Regions from separate parts of the Mus musculus genome. Here region 1 is linked to region 2. The links are chromatin loops, found by intact Hi-C in ENCODE. Cell type or tissue: heart. All regions are shown on one strand. Each heading gives the region's core, and the rest is flanking DNA. Links, peaks and the distances in the headings are about the cores only.

Region 1 (10,570 bases), core at 1,487-9,486, 310 kb before region 2:
GCACCTGTAATAGTCACATCACGATTACCCATGGGTCCCTGTATCGTTGATATAGCACACAACGTTCATAGCTGAGTAGGACTGTTAGCAGTAACTGCCCTTCACTCTGGCTAACTGCGAGATGTCTTCCAGCAACAGGTAGATCAGCCAGCAGGGAGGAAACTTTTAGCCCAGTTCCAGTCTCATTTCTCCATATCCTGTCACCGAAGCAGGTGACATCTTCACCAATAGGTTCTTACCATTCAGTTCCAGCGTGCAAGCAACGGCCACGGCAATAGTCTGCATCATCTTGGGTATCAGTGTTCTTAGGTACAGGGTCTGATCAAAGAGAGACAGACACTACAGGATGTATTGAGGTCTCTTAGTAGCAGGGGAGGAACGGTCTGAAGGACTGAACCTGAACTACCCTGCGCTTTTATTGATTGTCACACAAAAGGCCTTTTTAGCAAGTCAATCCCCAAATACCAAAAACCTCTTACCTGATCTAGGAGTCCTCTTGGAAACCATTACCTAAGCAAACACAGTCATTATAAGAATTCCAGGTTTGCCAGGAATCTCATGACTGAGGTCATGCTAAGGCTCTGAAATTCCCACGGAAGAACAATCCCATAAATTCAGCTAACAATCACTGAATGTTTATAAGAGATTACTACAAGGCCTAAATGATCACCGCTCTGGAGTTCATGCCAGGCACAGTGGCTCTTCGAAAACTTCTGCACTAAAGAACTTCCCTGGCCAACGACTACCCCATCCTTCCCACTGAGCTTTAGACAACCATGTGGCTTTTGGGGGTGCCTTTTTTTCCCCAGTCATGCTCTGTAACTGGTGTCTTAGTGCCTTCCAAATCTATAAGATGTTCAAAGATTGGGATTGTATAATGAAAGCTTTTACAGAGAAGGACCACTGAAGGCCACCACCCTCCATTCCAAGAATGTATAGTCAGTAGTTAAGAGGATACTAAAGGGCCGGGCGTGGTGGCACATGCCTTTAATCCCAGCACTTGGGAGGCAGAGGCAGGCAGATTTCTGAGTTTGAGGCCAGCCTGGTCTACAGAGTGAGTTCCAGGATTCCAGGGCTACACAGGGAAACCCTGTCTCGAATAACCAAAAAAAAAAAAAAAAAAAAAAAAAAAAAGAGGATACTAAAATATGTTAGCAAGGACCAATAGAACATGAAAAGGTTCCAGTCCTTCTCAATTGTCTTATAAAAATAATATTGGGAACAATGGATGGATGGATTGAGTGTACTTATTTAGCAGTTTATAATCCATAATCATTTTCCTTGAACCGTCCCACTTTCTTATCCTGGGGTGCGACAATGGAGCTGTGTGCATGTCCCACACTGAAGGCCCACTGGGGTTGACACAAGCTGCTCAACATGGCCCAGGACTAAGGGTGTTTAGGGACACATGTGCTGCCAGAGCTGGCTCTATGGAGCAGACGGTCTTTGCACCAGCATTGAGGTACGACTCCTGCTTTTTTCCACTACCTTTCCCTCAGCCATATTTGTCAGCTGAGTGGGCTACCCCACCAGCATAGTCTTTTTGCAAGAAGAAATGAGTACAGCTTACTCTGTGGTGGTAATTGTGCAACTCTGGGACAAGCATGGTCTTTTCAACTCGCCTTGTTCTGTTATTTATGCCTTCAATGAACTGTTGCCCAAGTCTTAGCCTTCCAGAAGCTCACAACACAGTATTTGGCTTTCTGTCAATGTTTGCTCCTAGGAACTCCTATTGGCCCACATCTTGTCATGTTAGCCTTTGAGCAAGGCTAGCAGACCCTTTTGTCTGAGACTCCCTTCCCTTCTCTTCACTAGATTGTTTTAGCATTTATCAACCCAATCTCCATGCCAATTTGAATTATTATGATTGTACACTGCCTCTACTTACTTATAAAGATCATGTTCCACCAGGCGTGCAACAAAACCACTTAGAATTCAAAACTAGTTCTGTAGTGGTGTGGATGAGAATGGCCCTCATGTGTTAGAATTCTTAGTCTTGGGGTAGTGTAATTGTTTAGGAAGGATTTGGAGGTGTGGCCTTGTTGGAGGAAGTAGAGCTAGAGACAGAGTTACAAAAGACTCTATTTTCCCGTGTGCCTGCTCTCTCCCTGTTTAGGGGTTGATATGTAAGCTCTCAGCTCCTGCTGCCATGCCCTTGCTTTGCCACCAGAGACTCTAATCTTCTGGAACAGTAAGACCAATTAAACTCTTTCTTTTATAAGTTGCCTTTGGTCGTGGCATTTTATCACAGCTAAGACAAGTCCCGAGGTCTCTGCTGAGCCATTTTCTTAGTTCTCCTGTAACCATAATCCTATCAGTCCCACTAGGACTGGGCATCAAACTTGCTTGTCTCAAGCCTCCCTTATTATCTTCCAGTCCCCAGTATCGGCAGGGACTTTAGCTAGCAATAACCGAGTGTCCTTGATGATTCCTATAAGCCAATCCGGCAGAGGCCCGTTTCCCTCATATTGTCTCAGCTAAAGTGGTCTTTGTTTCAAGGGAGGATGAGTTCTATGAGAACTATAACTTAGTTCCTCTGCTTCTGTGATACTTAGACTGTTTCTATCTGCCTGCGTGTCCACAATCTCACAAACCAGGTTGTGAAAAGTTCCTCTAGCTTAAAAAGTCTTTCCCAGTTCAAGCAGTTCAGAGGTAGAGTAGTCCTTGGCCATCAGAGTTTCCTGTCCCAGGCCATTACCAAAGCCCTCCTCTGTATGCTGAATCACGGATTTTCGCTTCTTCCATATTGAGGAGCCGACTCAGGGAGTATCTTCTCTCACTTCTTCCTGCTTCCTCCATCTTCACCACCCAGACCTTCCCATGGGTTCTGGCCTCGAACTCAGAAATCTGCCTGCTTCTGCCTCCCAAGTGCTGGGATTAAAGGCATGTGCCACCACTGCCCAGCGGAACTCTCTTTTTGCTGCCCTGCCCTTATCCAGATGTAAGAAGCAGCCAGCCCCTCCATTTCATCATCTCTTCCATACAATTTACTTGAATCAGGGGACAATATGGAGGATGCTGTCCATACGTCCCTTTCCCTTTTAGACGCCTCCCTTACATGAGCACACCTCCCCTCAGGACCATCTTGTCCTCGGTTGCAAGTCCCTTTATGCCCAGGAGTAGCCACATCAACATGACTGCTTGTCAGCAGTCTTGTCCCATATACGATGCTCTCAGGGATGGCAATGTATTCTCCTGTCATTCAGTCAATTTCAGGGCATCCTTACACTCACATGGTGGATGCTACTCACCGTGGGATGCTCTCCGTGACACTCCAACATGGCTTAGCCATTTCGGTTGAATGTCTTACTATCTACAGCAACAGTCATGCCACCACCATGGTAGCAAGAAGGCACACCATCATGTTGAGCTTGTTCAGGACGGTCACGTTCAATTACACAAATACTCCAACCTCAGTTGCATACTTTGCTACCTAGAACAGGGCCATGCAATAACCCTTCCCAAGTTGGTCTCTGTTTTGTTATGCTCTGCATTTTGGTGCAGTGATGGTGTCTTAGTGTGCTTTCTGTTGATCTGATAAACCCTTCTGACCTTTGGGCCAAAGCATCTCAGAAAAGAAAGAGTTAATTTGCTTTACACCTCCATACCACAGTCCATCATTGAGGGAAATCAAGGTGGGAACTCGTGCAGGATGCTGGAGGCAGGAGCTGATGCAGAGGACATGGAGGAATGCTGATTACTGGCTTGCTCCTCATGGCTTGCTCTGCTTGCTTTCTTATATAACCCAGGATCACCAGCCCAGAATAACACTAGCCTCAGTGCTCTGGGCTCTCAGCCCTCCCACAACAATCCTTTATCAAGAAAACGCACCATAGACTTACCAGAGGCCAATCTGATGGAGGTGTTTTCTTAACTGAGAATCCTGATTCCCAAATAACTTCAGCTTAGTCAAGTTGAAAAAAAAAATCCACTACAGATGGCTAGTTTTAAATACCAGCTTGTCAGAACCTAGACTCACTAGGGTTTTTGTTGAATAATCCCAGGGCTTGTGGGCGTGGCGTTATCCTCAATGCCTCAGCTCAAAATTCCTTTTTTAAAAAGTACATTTTAGAATTAAGTAACCACAGGATATATGAGGATCCAAAAGTCTTAGTTTTACATAAACGACATTAGTGTGTGTATGTGTGTGTGTGTCTGTGGTCACGCATGTTCCACAGCACACATGTGGAGGTCAGAAGACAACTTTGTGGAGTCAGGTTGTCAGGGTTGCGTGGCAGGGGCTTTTTCCCACTGAGCCATCTTGCCCCTGATCTCCTGCTTAAATCTTTCCATCCACCTCCTCCTTCCTCCTGTCTCTTCATCCCTGTCCTGGCTTAAGCCTTTCCTTTCCCAGTATCCCCTGCTCTTCTGATTTCATATCTTGTGTGTTCTGCTCGTCCCTCCCTCTCCGGAGCTCTTTCTAGTTTCTTGTTCTCTATAGACACTTCAGAATTAAACAAATCTACGCATGCAAAGCTGGGATCTGCGTATGAAAGAGAACGGGTAGGTTCTGTCCTTCTGAGCCCCAGTTATCTCGGTAGTGATCTAGCTCCACCCACTTTCCTGGGAATAATTCCGATCATGCATCCCTGATTTTGAATTTCCTAGCTATTGAATGACCACAGATGTGCAAGCGGCTCTGTAGGATACAGACCCCTTTGGGTTCATGTCCAGGGATGACATACAGTCTTCTTTAGGTTTTATGAGAAATGTCCACACTCATCTTTATAATGGTCACACTAATTTACACACTCACCATCAGGGAAAGGACTCCCCTTCCCCCACATCCTCACCAGCATTTGTTAAAATACCTTTCAACACCTCTTCATGGCTAGAACGATGCTTTGTATCTTCTGCTCCGCCCGAGAACTTGAATTTTAAGGATTTTATTTAGTTATAAACTATTATTTATTTATCTACATAATTTTATGTGTATGGGTGTTTTGCCTGCATGCATGTTTGCACACCATGTGTATGATGGTAACTGGGGAGGCCAGAAAAGGGGAGTAGATTCTCCTGGAACTGGGGTTTCAGATGCTTGTGAACTACCATTCAACCTAAATTCTCTGGAAGAGTATAAATAAATAAATAAATAAATAAATAAAATGCTAATAAGTAAAAAGTATAAAAATAGCATTAAATATGTTAAAGGATGCCAATAGTGTAGATGAAAAAACTGAGTTCTAACTTTCATCCAAGTTCCCCTAAAAGACCACCAACATGCTTAGGGGTAATAAAGAATGATATACTGTATATAACATGTGTTATGAATAAAAGTAATTTTCTTCCATATTTAAAACTATAATGAGGAGTTATATTACATTTGTTTGTTTGTTTGTTTGTTTGAGACAAGGTATCTCTGTGACCAGGCTCTGTAGACCAGGCTGGCCATGAACTCAGAGATCTACCTGCCTCTGCCTCCTAAGTGCTGGGATTAAAACCGTGTACCACCACCACCATGCTAAAATAAGTTTTAAACCAGACTCTGCTATTTTTTCTTTTTCTCCTCCACTGTTGGAGACTGAACCCAGAACTTACTCATCATTTTTTATTTCATGGCAGTTTTTCCGTGTGTTTTTTGTGTGTTTGGGTGTGTGTGTGTGTGTGTGTGTGTGTGTGCATGGACAGACGGGAGGGGGGCAACTGGAGTGGGGGAAATGGAGGGTAGTGGTGGGGGTTGTGGGAGATAAAGCTTGTCCTTACAACGAATGGACATCTGGGGTGAGAATGGCCAGGATGCTAGCTAGCATGGGGCTTGGAAATGTGTAATGGGTGCTTGTGAATAGGCACTGAAGGGGCCGGGAAGCCAATATGGACTTGGATATGCTGACAGCTGTCACAGGTATAAACCAATGAAGAGCCACATTTCTTCTGCCAGAGGCAAGGGAAATGACTCCTTTTGGTGGGAGCCTATTTCATAAATTCCCAAGGAAGGTTGGCTTTAATCTAACCATCAGAAATCCTTCTTGGTTTCTGAAGTCCAGTTTGCACTGAGCCTAGTCTCAATGTTGGACCAAGTCTGTGGGGCCTGCCCTTTTAGAGGGAAATGGGGTACCCTTTGGACCCTTCAGGTAATTAAACTCACATTGTCAGGCTTAGAAACAAATTCCTTTACCCTCTCACTTTTTAGTGTTCTTTCTAGGGTAAAAGCACAAACAAACAGACCCTTGGTTCCCTGGGTTACAACATCCTGCCCCAGAAAGTTCAGGCATAAGTGGAATGTCCAAAGAGGAGATCCTTTGGCCACCAGGGGGCAGCATACAGGCACGATTGCCTAAGAAATAAACTTCAAAAGCAAGGAAAAAGAAGGCGGCTTATTTGGGAAAACAAACAAACAAACAAACAAACAAACAAATATTGGGCATTTAATGTGTCAAATACATTAGGATTACTTTAACATTTTGCTTCCAAATTTACTAATAGGTTAGCTTTTTCCTTTTGAACACACAGTTTTTCATCTTTTTTCTAACCTACATTTCTGCTATTAGTCATATTTGTTTCTTTCTTTTTCTCCCTTCCTTCCTTCCTTCCTTCCTTCCTTCCTTTCTTTCTTTCTTTCTTTCTTTCTTTCTTTCTTTCTTTCTTTCTTTCTTTCTTTCTTTCTTTCTTTCTTTCCCTCCCTCCTGTTTCTTTCCTCTCCCTCCCTCCCTCCCTCCCTCCTTCCCTCCCCTCTCCCTCCCTCCCTCCCTCCCTCCCTCCCTTCCTTCCTTCCTTCCTTCCTTCCTTCCTTCCTTCCTTCCTTCCTTCCTTGTCTTTCTAATGTTAACCTTGGCTGGCCTGGAGATCAGCATGAAGAGCAGGTGGGCCTTGAACCTGTAGAGATCCATTTTCTTTCCCTCCTAAGTGCTTGGAGTAAGGGTTGTTCCCTACCACACTTGATAGTCTCACTTTTGGGTGGATGACAGTTCACAGAGGTTCTGATTACTGTCACCATTAGCCATTCTTTCTGTAGACACTCCGGTTTTCTGTGCCTTCTCTTCCTTCCTTCAGAGCACACATCCTTGACACGTTCTTCATCCAGATTTATATGAATCTTTAGAGATTCATTTTCATCCTTTAGCTCTCGTGTTGAGAACTTTTATCTGCACAATTATACAACATATGACCTTTTGATGGAAATTCTGAATTCTTCAGTGACATTTTTGATGTGCCGACTAAATAAATGCACCATAAGTCAATGATGCCCTCTTTTACTCTTTTATTAGTTTTCGTTGTCTGTAAATTCTGACTACTTGATTGGTTTCTACAAGCCAAAAAAATATATAGTACTTTATAGTACAAGTGCTCTCGAAGTAGTACCCAGAGCGAGAATAAAAGTAAAGGTGTTAGTATCGTCAGTTCTCTGGTTCTCTTATCTGTATTATGTGTGGATGTGTGCGTGTGCGCGTGTGCGCATGAGAGCAGGGGCCCTCAGAGTCTACAGGCATCAGATCTCTCTGAAGCTGGAGTTACAGGTGCTTGTGGAGCTGCCCAACATGGGTGCTGGCAACTAAACTCAGGTCCTTTGGAAGAACTGTGGGCGTGTAGTCTAGGCTCCGCCCCACAGTTACCTGGCAACAGCTGCGTGTGCCTGGCTCATTATAAAAGGGGCTGCTCTTTCTTGCTCTGTCCTCTTGCTCCTGCTCGCCCCCCCCCCCCATTACCCTCTCCACTCTCTCCCCACGTGCTCATGGCCCGCCTCTACTCCTTTCTCTCTCTCTCTGCCTTTCTCTAACTCTACTTCCTCAACTCCCTTCCCCATTGCCCTGAATAAACTCTATTCTATACTATAACGCCCTTGTCGTGTGGCTAGTCCCTCACGGGGAAGGGATGGCTCAGCATGGGCCCGCAGAGGCACCCCACCGCACAGCCACCAAACACATTTCTTCTTGCCTTATCTTTTTATAAAACACAAGTACAATATATCCACTGTTATCTCTCCACATTATATCACGTGATATCTGTTGCTAAATCAGAACACAAGATGCAGTTTGCCTCAACAGTGTGTGTGTGTATGAATATGTGCGGTGTATGTGTATGTATGTGTGCTGTTGCACGTGTCTAGAGGACATTGGGTGGTCTGCTTTGCCACACTCCACCATATAGACCTCTGTGAGACAGGGTCTTTCACTGAGCCCGGAGCTAGGTGAGGCCAGCAAGACCGGCAGCCTCAGTTTTCCATCCGATAAAGTGTTGGTCAGGTCCAACATTTTAAGTGGATTTTGGGGCCTAGAACTGACACCCTCATCCTTGTGTGGCAAGTCTGTCTTTTTTTTTTTTTTTCTCGAGGCAGGGTTTCTCTATGTACCCCTGGCTGTCACTTGAATTCAGAGATCCCATTTGAATTCTACCCTCCCAAGCGCTGGGATTAAAGGCCTGCGCAGCGCCCCGTTAAGCCACCTAGTTATAAACTTTTCTCAGAGTTTAAATCTCATGGCGATGGAGTCAAAGCTAAAGGAAAAACTTCAAGAGTGTACGTCCTGTGCTTGAGGAAAACGAAGCTGGGTGTGGGTATTTATAAAACCACGCGAAGTAATAATGGGAAAGGAAGGGGACGGGAAGGTGCCGGACTGAAACCTGCTATTTCGTCACAGGACCGGGCAAGCGCCCAGCCTGTCCTTTGTTCCCTTTGTCAAAGTATCCCCTCTTGCCAGGAAGAGACCCAGTCTCGACCGAAGGTGGGGAAGGTGTTCCGACAAGCTAGCGTCCTGACTCTCACTTTTCCTGGGTTTCCTTTACTTAGCTTTCGGTAACTTACCGCAGCAGAAGTCCAGATGCAAATTTAGGGTTTCTCTTTTAAGTAGAACTGTGGCTTAGAACCGCAGGGGCCATTGTGCTGACTGTCAGTGCCACTGCAGAAAAATAGGAAATCCCACAGTGAGAAAACAAAAGGCGCTAAGGGAAGCAATCGGTTTTGGTGCAAACTGGAATGCAGAAGAGAAGAGCCCACCGGCGATTAGAGCGCCTACCTAGTTGTCTTCTCCCAAGGGTCGTCTACTAAGGAAATATTTTTTAAAACTAGAGAAAAATTGATAAGCATGAGATGGCCATTTAACCCTTATATTTAAGAAAAAGTCTAAAACCAATCCGAATAACCAAGGACAGGACTGTTTTCAAATGATGGAATTTTATTTACCCATCATTTAAATGCAAATTAATATATACGTTGTAAATTTAATTATAAAAAGATACACAGTAGAAAAAGTGTTGGGCAGAAATATGACAGTAGTATAAGTACTTTATTTGTTTTGACATATGTTCTCAAGTAATCCAGGTTGGCCTCAAACTTATTTCTGTTTATGTAAAACAACGTCTACCCCCAATCAATGCTATTTGTAATATCAAAATAGTTTTCACTTACACCAAGATAGTTGACCTTTCAAGAGGTTTTTTAGATTTCTTTTTCTTTCAGGTATTCATACTGCAGATGGTTGTGCGCCACCTTGTGGGTACTGGGAATCAAACAGAGGCCCCTCTGCGAGAGTCATAAGTGCCCTTAACCGCTGAGTCATCTTTCTAGCACAGGAAAATAGACTTTTATTAGGAAGTGAAGACCCGCCTTCAGTGTTCAGTCGATGTCTGACTACAGCACCAGATCCCAGCGTTTTGGAGATGCCAGTACCATGGGATGACCACCGAGAACAGCAGCAGCAGTGGAGGGGAGCTATCCAAAGCCTAGGAGACGGGCTGCGTGAGCTGCAGAGGGTGGATCCAGAGAAGTGGCCCAAGCCCTGGAGGAGCCCAGAAGATCTTGAGTGACTCCCAGACACTGGACACTGCAGTTACACAGTTGAAGTTTGGTTTTGCTCCGTTCAAATTGTGACTGTGCCCTGTCCCTTCCTGCTAAGTTTCAAATCAGGGCCAAGGCTGAGGCGCCTATTTAACATATCAAAGCATATCTGGCCTCCAGGTCCTTTCAGCATCCTTCAGTCCCTACTGGGTACGGATGTGGATGCCATGCCATGCTAGTTTGATACTGGCTAGTTTGATATCAACTTGACACAAGCTAGAGTCGTCAGTTAGGAGGGAGCCTCTGTTGAGAAAATGCCTTCAAAAGATCAGTCTGGAGGGCATTGTCTTATTTAGTGATTGATGGGGGAGGGCCCAGCCCATTGTGGATGGTGTTATCCCTGGGCTGATGGTCCTAAGTCCTATTAGAAAGCTGTCTGGGAAGGAAGCCAGCACCCCTCCACGGCCTCTGCATCAGCTCCAGCCCTGCCCTCCAGGTTCCTGCCCTGTGGGAGTTACTGGCCTGACTTTCTTCAGTGATTGACTACCGATGTGCAGGTGTAAGCCAAATACACCCTTTCCTCCCCAACTAGTTTTTAGTCACGGTGTTTCATTGCAGCAACTGAAATCCTAAGGCACAGGGTCTCCCTATGTTGTCTTGGCTGGCCTACAGTTTTCTGTACAGACCAAGCTGCGCTTGAACTCCCAGAGGTCCACCTGAATCTGCCCAGAGTGCTGGGATGAGAGGCGTGCACCACCATTCACTTTTCTATGTCCATCAGAAAATACATAACAGTATGTGTGCACATGTGTGTCACAGTGCGTGTTTGGAGGTCAGAGCACGGACTGGGCTGTGGGCTCT
Region 2 (8,000 bases), core at 1-8,000:
AGGATGCAGTCGATCCCTGGGCATATTGTAAATTACTGTATGGAGTGATGTTAAAAATGGCGTAACATTAATCCACCGTCGTCCCTCACATGCATCCTGGGACTTGATCACAACCCCAAATAGTTACGACGTGCGTAGCCGTGCATCTTGTGAAACTGGCTACCAACTTTCTGTGAGGAGTGATTATTTATTTATTTATTTATTTATTTATTTATTTATTTTTTACAAGGTCCCCTTTGCTGTGGCTCTGCAAACTGGGGGAAAGCAGAGAGTGTTAAGTTTAGCAGCGTTACGTAACCATGTTGTTGGGCTCCAATGCTTCTCTCATTTCATTTTAATCAACTAACTAGGGTATATCTGGTTTTGTTCCTGTATGCACACGTGTGTGTCTTTTACTTTATACGCACGCATATTCTTGTATACACATCTCTGTGTTCCTGTACACACATGTATGTGCATTCCTGTATGTACATGGGTGAGTTTGTGTTCCTGAATGCAGGTGCATGTGTGTGTGTGTATTGCTGCTGTATGCACATATGTAGAGGCCAGAGGTTGAGTCTAGTACCTTAATCTGTCTCCCTCCATCCTATCTTTTTGAGACAAGGTCTCTCACTGAACTTGGCACTGGCCACTTTTGGCTTGGCTAGCTGCCCACTGAGTATCCAGGACCTGCCTATGTTTGCCCTTCCAGAGCAAGGTTATCATGTGAAGCACATCTGACTGTTTAACGGGTGTTGGGAATCTAAACCCAGAACGTGCACTGAATCGTCTTCCTGTTATATTTTACTTTTTGAGATAGGGTCTCACTGTGTAGCCCTGGCTAGCCTGGAACTCAATATGTAGGCCAGGTTGGCCTCAGACTTACAGAGAACTGCCTACCTCTTCTGCCTAGTGCTGGAATTAAGGGCGTGTGTTCTCATGTACTTCAGGGGTGGGGGTGGGGTGGGGGTGGGGTGGGGTGAGGGTGGTGGCTATTTTAAATTTTGAGAAGGTCTCATGTAGCTCAGGCTGCCCTCCAGTTTGTTATATAGCTAAGGATGGTCCTCTTGCCTCTACCTCCCCAGTGCTGGGATTTTAGGTGGCTAGTTTTTATGGTGCTAGAAGTTAAACCCAGGGCTTTGCACATTCAAGGCCAGCAATCTCTTCAACCAAGCTACAACCCCAGCCCATCCCCTCTATTTCAAAACAAATTCTTTCCCATTCTCTGCTTCCATTGGATCCTATTTTACTTTCCTAGTACACAGACCGTGTCTCCTCAAGTAAACTTCAGTCACATCTGATTGGAAAAGGCTGAGTGGAAGGGGTGAAAGGCTAAATTTTAAATAAATGACCACAAAACAGCATTGTGATTGCTGGGGGTGGAGGGTGGGGGTGGAAGTAGGGTCAGTGGGGTGTTTCTATTTGGCAAAATGACAAGTAAAGTTTATATTATTTTCTGTGCAGGAAACCAGATGAAAGCAAAAAAAAAAATGTGCAGTTTTAGGAATTTGAGGGTATTTGAGCTAATGGAGCGTGGAGTGCATATGACCTGCTATGCCGATTCTAGGCACCGTGGGGGATGCAGACGATGCTATGCGTGTGGTTCTAGCTCCTCAGTGTGCAAGGTTTTACCTGGGAGCTCAGATAACTGTAGGCAGGTAGTTAAACGTCAGAATGCGTTGCAGAGGGGACGAAGGGCTAAGCTGGCTCTCTGCCTCTATGATCAAGTACCTGAGGTACGCATCTTGTGAGGAGGAAAGAGTTCAACTGGCTCTCGGTGTGAAAGGCTTCTGTTCGAGGACACAGGTCTTCTCTGTTTTAGGCCTGCGGTGGGGGCCGGCACATCACAATGGGATATGCATGGGGGCAAAGGTGTTTCCCCTCGTAGTGTCCAGGAAGGAAGGGGGGAGGGACAGGAAAGGGTGAGGCTCCCAATATCTCCTTCAGGAACAAGCCTCTAATGACCTGCCTTTTCCAGTTGATCCTGCTCCTAAAGATCGCATCGTCTCCCGGGTCACCCTTCAGATCAATCACCATTTCCTAGTACAGGATAGTCAGGTGAGCTCACACTGGGCTTCAGACTGGCGGGATCACCTCAGGTCCGAGGCAGCTTTCGCAGGGAGCTGATTCTAGGCAGAGGCTTGCGTTTCATCAGTGTGTGTATAAGAAGCTATCTCTCCGTTGAGCTAGCACAGGTTGGGCATGTCTGCCCCTCCCCCCAGGGCCTTGGCTGTGTAGTCCCGGCTGTAGCTTCCATCAGGTTTAGTAGGTAGGATGGGAACACAAGGCCATTGGGAGGAAAGTAGGCAGAGGGGGTTGGGCTGGAAGAAGCAAGCAACAGAAAGCTGTTGGCTCCCAAGGCAGACCTGTGCTAGAGCAGTGGTTCTCAACCTTGCCAAGGCCGTGACCCCTTAATACAGTTCTTCGTGCTGTGCTGAACCCCAACCGAGAAGCTATTTTGTTGCTACATCATGACTGTAGTTTTGCTACTGTTATGAATCATGATGTAAATCGTTTTGGGGATAGAGGTTTGCCACAGGGGTTGAAATCCACAGGTTGAGAACAGTTGTTCTAGAAGATTCTCTGGGACCAAGAATGGCAGTAATTCAGACAGTAGAAGAAGGTGAAAGTGAGGCTCTTTCAGCCATTCAGTATCTGGGTAACTCAACTTTATTTTTCTCCTTCCCATTTGCAATCCACCATTAAACCATGCTGAGGTTTGCCATGTATTGTAATGCTGAATTCTGTGTCCCGGGATCTAGTTGCCTCAAGAGGAGTGGATTCTCACGTTTGCCAGCTTTTGTTGTGCAAACCTTGCTCCTTAATTTATAACTATTGGTTAATAAAGATGCTCCTGGCTGGTAGCGGGGAAGAAGAAAGGGAGATGGAGCTTTGGAGCTTCGGTTCTGGGCTTGGGGGTTGAGGAGAGGGAGGAGGAGGAGGAAGACGCCATAGCATAGGTGGATCACGAGTGTGTGACCGTGAGCTCGGCCTGCTGGAGTAGGAGTGGCCCAGGGCAGAACATGGCAAGTTTTATCTTGGGCTTACTGACAGGGAAATAGACTAGCATAGAAGGTTGTCATCTACCCAGATCTAAAGCTTTAAGGCTTATTATAAGTATAAAAATGTCATGTCTTTTAATTGGGAACTAAATGATCTAAGATGGGGTAGAAACCCCCACATAATGTTTACCCCAACAGGACCAAAAGATCCTGGCAGAAGAAAGGATGCTTTCTGTCCCTGTGCATTCTTACCAAGCACACTAGAGATGCTGGGATGCTAGCAAGAGAGGCAGTGGCTTTGCAAATAACTGGAGTTACAGATGACATGACTCGTCTGGCCCTCTCAGCAAAGCTGACACAGGCGCCAGGATCAGCACCAGAAGAGGAAAGTGAGGTAGAGTCGTAAAGGAAGCCTCGCCCCGTTCCCAGTTACCACATCTAGCATTTAAACTCGGAAAGCCTGCTGCAACCTGTACTTGGGTTAAAATTAAAAATCTATTTTAAATTAAAGCTGAAGATAGTGTATTGTTATGAAAAATATCACGGTGAGCAGCGTTCTGGTTTGCTGTCGTTGCTGTGATAAAACCAACTTAGGGCAGGCAAGGGTTTCTTTCAGTTTACAGAAAACCGCCACCTCACTCAAGGCAGGGAGCTGGAGGCAGAAGCTAGAGTATAGATTATGGAGGACCACTGCTCATTGGCTTGCTCCCTTTCTCATTCATCCCAGGCTCACCTGCCTAAGGGATGGCACTGCCCACAGTGGGCTAGGCCCTCCTACGTCAAGAGAATGCTCCCACAGACATGCTGTCTGATATAGGCAACTCTTCAAAGGAGGGTGCCTCTTCCACAGAGTATCAAGTTGACAGCAAAACTAAGCAGGACAAATGGACATAGGACATAATGAGCTTCTACCATCTCACCTCCCAGGATAGCGTATGGGCTATCTTTGTCCTAGGCACTTCCTCCTATTCCTTTGTCTCCATTCTTTATGTAGAAGTGGATCTCATGGATCTTTTCTGAAACCATAAATACCTTGTAACTTTTACTTAAAGTTTATGCTGTCATCACACCTAAAAGTATATCTTTAATATAAGCTTCTTTTAATATAAACTATTCAGTTTTTAAACATTTATTTTGGTAGTTTATTTGTTTAAGTTAGTAATCAAACAAAAATAGCTCAGTTTTTTAAAAAAAGATTTATTTATTTATTTATTTAGTATACAGTGTTCTGCCTGCACTTATGCCTGCAGGCCAGCAGAGGGCATCAGATCCCCCATTACAGATGGTTGTGAGCCACCATGTCGTTTGCTGGGAATTGAACTCAGGACCTCTGAAAGAGCAAACAGTGCTCTTAACCTTTGAGCTACCTCTCCAGCCCTAAATAGCTAGCTTTAATAATGTTTAAAAATTTTTTTTTCTTGAGCTGGGGTTAGGGGTTCATGCCTTTTATTGCAGAACTTTGGTAATAGGCAGGTAGATCTCTATGAGTTCGAGGCCAGCCTGGTATACCTAGGACAGCTGGGGTTACATAGTGGGACGCTGTCTTAGAAATAAACAAACAAACAAACCCGGAAGGTTTCTTCTTATTTTTATTTATGTGCATGTGTGTATGTCTGTGTGAGTGAATGGCCCATGTATGCAGGTGCATGTGGTGGCCAGAAGAGTTCACCGGGGCCCTCTGAGCTGGAGCTACAGATAGTTGTGAGCGGCTTGACGTGACTCCTGGCAACCTAACTCACATGGAAGAACAGTGTGCGCTCTTAGACAGGGAGCCCTCACCTCAGCCCGTAGTAATGGTTTTCAAAGCAGCGTGCCTGGAGGTTCTGTGTGTTATGGCACTTGATTTACTGTTTTCTCCATGCGTCTGTTTTGCAAGACACAGTTAGAGGGTGGCGAGAGATAATCTCCCGGTGCTGTCATCTGGCCATGGTGATTGATTGGACTCAGAAAAACACCCTCTCTTGGCTCCTTTTATCTCTAGAGTTATGTCTTGGTGATTGACGCAAGATAAAGCTACTGATGGAGATGGGGAAGGAGGAAGAAACCACCCTAGGGAGAAGCCCGGGGCTGGTGTGTGGCATGTGCTGGGCACCTCCTTGCTGGGCTGTCATGCCTGTCTTCTTTCTCCCTTTCCCTCATCGTCTCCACCCCTTCCTCTCGCTGCTTCTTTGAATGACATCTGGAACATCACCATGTTGACTTGCTCCTTAAATGAATGTTCATAGACACTTGAGGGTGTGCTTCGCTAAGCAACGATAACCGCTTCTTTGCCTAGGTGGAGTGAGGGTGGTGGGGTGAGCTATGCATTGGAGACAACCCAATGGCTGACAGGTCTCAGGGTGTTGTTCTAAGTGACTTATTTATTTATATGTTATGAGCATTTGCTTGCCTGTGTATGTGTACCACATGAGTACCTGGTGCAAGGACAGTAGAAGAGGGTGTCAGACCCTCTGGGCCTTGAGTCACAAGGAGCGGCAAGCTGTCTGCCTGCTGTGGGTTCAGGGAACCTAACTGTGTCCCATGGAAGAGCAGCATGTGCTCTGAACTACGGATCCATTTTTTCAGGTACCCAGGTTTCAGTTTTTTGATATGTGTGTTTATTATTCTGTCTGGCCCTACACACTGAAAACTTCTTGCCAACTGAGCTGCCATTTAGTGACTGGAAAAATGAAGTTTAGTGAGATATTTCTGCTTGCTTTAAGATCATACACTCTGTTTGCAGGGTGTGTGTTGGGGGAGGAATCTTGCTTGCAAGTTTCAGTGTAGAGTACTGGGACTTGCCTTAAGCTTAGTGGAATATATAATATTTAACTGAGACCACCTTTTAAAACTAGACAGAGAATCATGGGTAATCTATACACACGCGCACGCGTGCACACACACACACACACACACACCCCTGGAACCCAATCTGCTACTGTACACATGAGTTTCATTAAAGTTCATTTCATCTGTGACAGGCGTGAGAAGGGAGGCAACTTGGCTTTGGTGCCAGCTAGGGGATTAGAATGGCAGATTGCTTACTCTGCTGTTTTCTAAGGGCATTTGTGAAGCTGACTGAAACTCTTCAGAAGTTATCTTGCCAGCAGGAATTAAGAAATGAGAGATTTTATAAAAAAATAAACTTTTACTCCTGTCCTGCCCAAAGAAGTGGTATCCTTCTATTAAGTCTATATTCATTTTTCTCTTTGGTGACAGAAATTAAATTTCATTTTTGTCTGAGTAACTTTCCAGGCTCCTTATAAACTACGATCAAAACCAAATCAGGAGTTGATTACATTGCCTTTGAGATACCGAGTGAGTCTGTTATACTCTAAAACTTGTCTTCCAACATACTTTGAATTTTTTTTTTTTTTAAAGTTAAAACCATGAATCTCGGTTCAATAGTCTTTAAGATGGTGGCACGATTGTGTGTTGTTTGTCGCAGCAAGAGGTTGGAGATCGTGGGAAGAGGGAGTTTCAGTTCCTTTTAGCCAAAGCTTTCAGCTCAACGCTGTTTCTCTTTTGCGTCTCAGTGTTACAGCTGCAAAGCCCACTGCTGTGTTTGTCTGTTCCTGGAGAGCATCTGTGTACAAGGCGGTTACTTTTCCATCTGCTTGGGTCTAGCAGTAGGTTTTCCTATGGATCCGAGTGACACTGGGTGGCTGAGGCTTAGAGAAGGTGGACTTTCCGGAAGTTCTTGTGTTAGACCATTGGTGCTGGTCAGGGCAAACTGCCTTCCATCTCCTGATGTCTTTATGAGTAGAGGTCTTGGTCACTGTCAACCATCGATAGTCACTCTGCTGTGCTATAGAACTGGACCTGACTCCTCCTCTGCTCACATCTTGACATCCATTCTCCAACCTGCCTCTATTCCTCATCCCCCACCCTTTCCAACCTCCGGGGGGGGGGGGGGGTCAATGTTCCACTCTTGAGGTCAGTTTCTTTTGCATTCACTTGTGGGGGAAACCGTCTTCCTGTCTTCTTTTACTTAAAACGATGTCTACCAATTCCACCCATTTTGCTGTAAATAAAAAGGTTGCATTTTTAAAAATGTGGGTCCCATTTCTACCATATGTCAACATTGTATGACATTATTTATATATTGAGTTATTATGCTGTCATCCACAGATATGTGCAATTATTGCCTGTCAGTTAAAAAGAGAAAAGTGGTGGAGCTAAGACTCTTCCTTGTGCTAGGTCATTGCTCCTTGCAGGGTGTCCTCTTGGGAAAGATCATGGCTGTTCTCATGAGACGCTAGCACTCTGTCTTTGTTAGGGTTTCACGGCTGTGAACAGACACCATGACCAAGGCAACTCTTACAAGGACAACATTTCATTGGGGCTGGCTTACAGGTTCAGAGGTTCAGTCCATTATCACCAAAGTGGGAACGTGGCAGCGTCCAGGCAGGCATGGTGCTGGAGGAGCTTGGAGTTCTACATCTTCATCTGAAGGTTGCTAGCAGAAAACTGACTTTCAGGCAGCTAGGATGAGGGTCTTAAAGCCCACACCCACAGTGACACACCTACTCCAACAGGGGTCACACCTTCTAATCAGACCACTCCCTGGCCCAAGCATATACAAACCATCATACACTGCCTGGCTTCCTTTCTTACCACATGATCTCTTCCTCATCTCTGTCTATCTCTATATCATCTATATCTGTCTATATGTATGTGTATATCTGTCTATCTGTCTGTCTATCTATATCTATCTATCTATCTATCTATCTATCTATCTATCTATCTATCATCTGTCTGTCCATTTGTCTACTGCCTTGGTGCCATCTATCATGAGATGATTCAGCCATGATGCCATTATGATTGACAGAGCCCAATCTATGATGCTTGGACTTTCTACCTCTAAAACTATAAGCTAGGTAAACTTCTTTCCTTTATTAATTATCCAGCTTCAGATATTTGGTGATAGTAACATAAAATGAAGTACAGTACATAACACACTTAAAATTTCATACAGTGCGGGCATGCACGCCTTTAATTCTAGCACTTGAAAGGCAGAGGCAGGCAGATCTCTGACTT

What was found. A loop is a pair of places that touch in the nucleus more often than their neighbours do. Peaks named below come from ENCODE experiments on the same cell type or tissue, not always from the same donor. Only the 100,000 strongest peaks of a DNase experiment are listed, where the experiment ranks them.
Region 1: it touches region 2 in a loop (3.0-fold over the local background); 3 of 42 quality-filtered maps call a loop at or near these places.

The regions. Positions count from the first base shown.
Region 1 is chr8:47,689,001-47,699,570 of GRCm38, reverse strand. It overlaps Gm31692 (a long non-coding RNA gene), which reads left to right and starts at 4,175. Exons shown (of 6, transcript XR_003947547.1): 1 at 4,175-4,503; 2 at 9,392-10,570. It overlaps Gm31638 (a long non-coding RNA gene), which reads right to left. Exons shown (of 3, transcript XR_378945.3): 2 at 8,738-8,831; 3 at 1-318. In heart, for the core only: CTCF peaks have their summits at 6,247 (motif pointing right) and 9,416 (motif pointing left); a DNase peak (open chromatin) is centred at 8,600; H3K4me3 peaks cover 900 bases; H3K27ac peaks cover 720 bases.
Region 2 is chr8:47,382,273-47,390,272 of GRCm38, reverse strand. It overlaps a transcript of Stox2 not described here. Among named protein-coding and RNA genes, the nearest start is that of Gm22857, 54 kb to the left of the region's middle. In heart, for the core only: a CTCF peak has its summit at 4,238 (motif pointing right); a DNase peak (open chromatin) is centred at 1,942.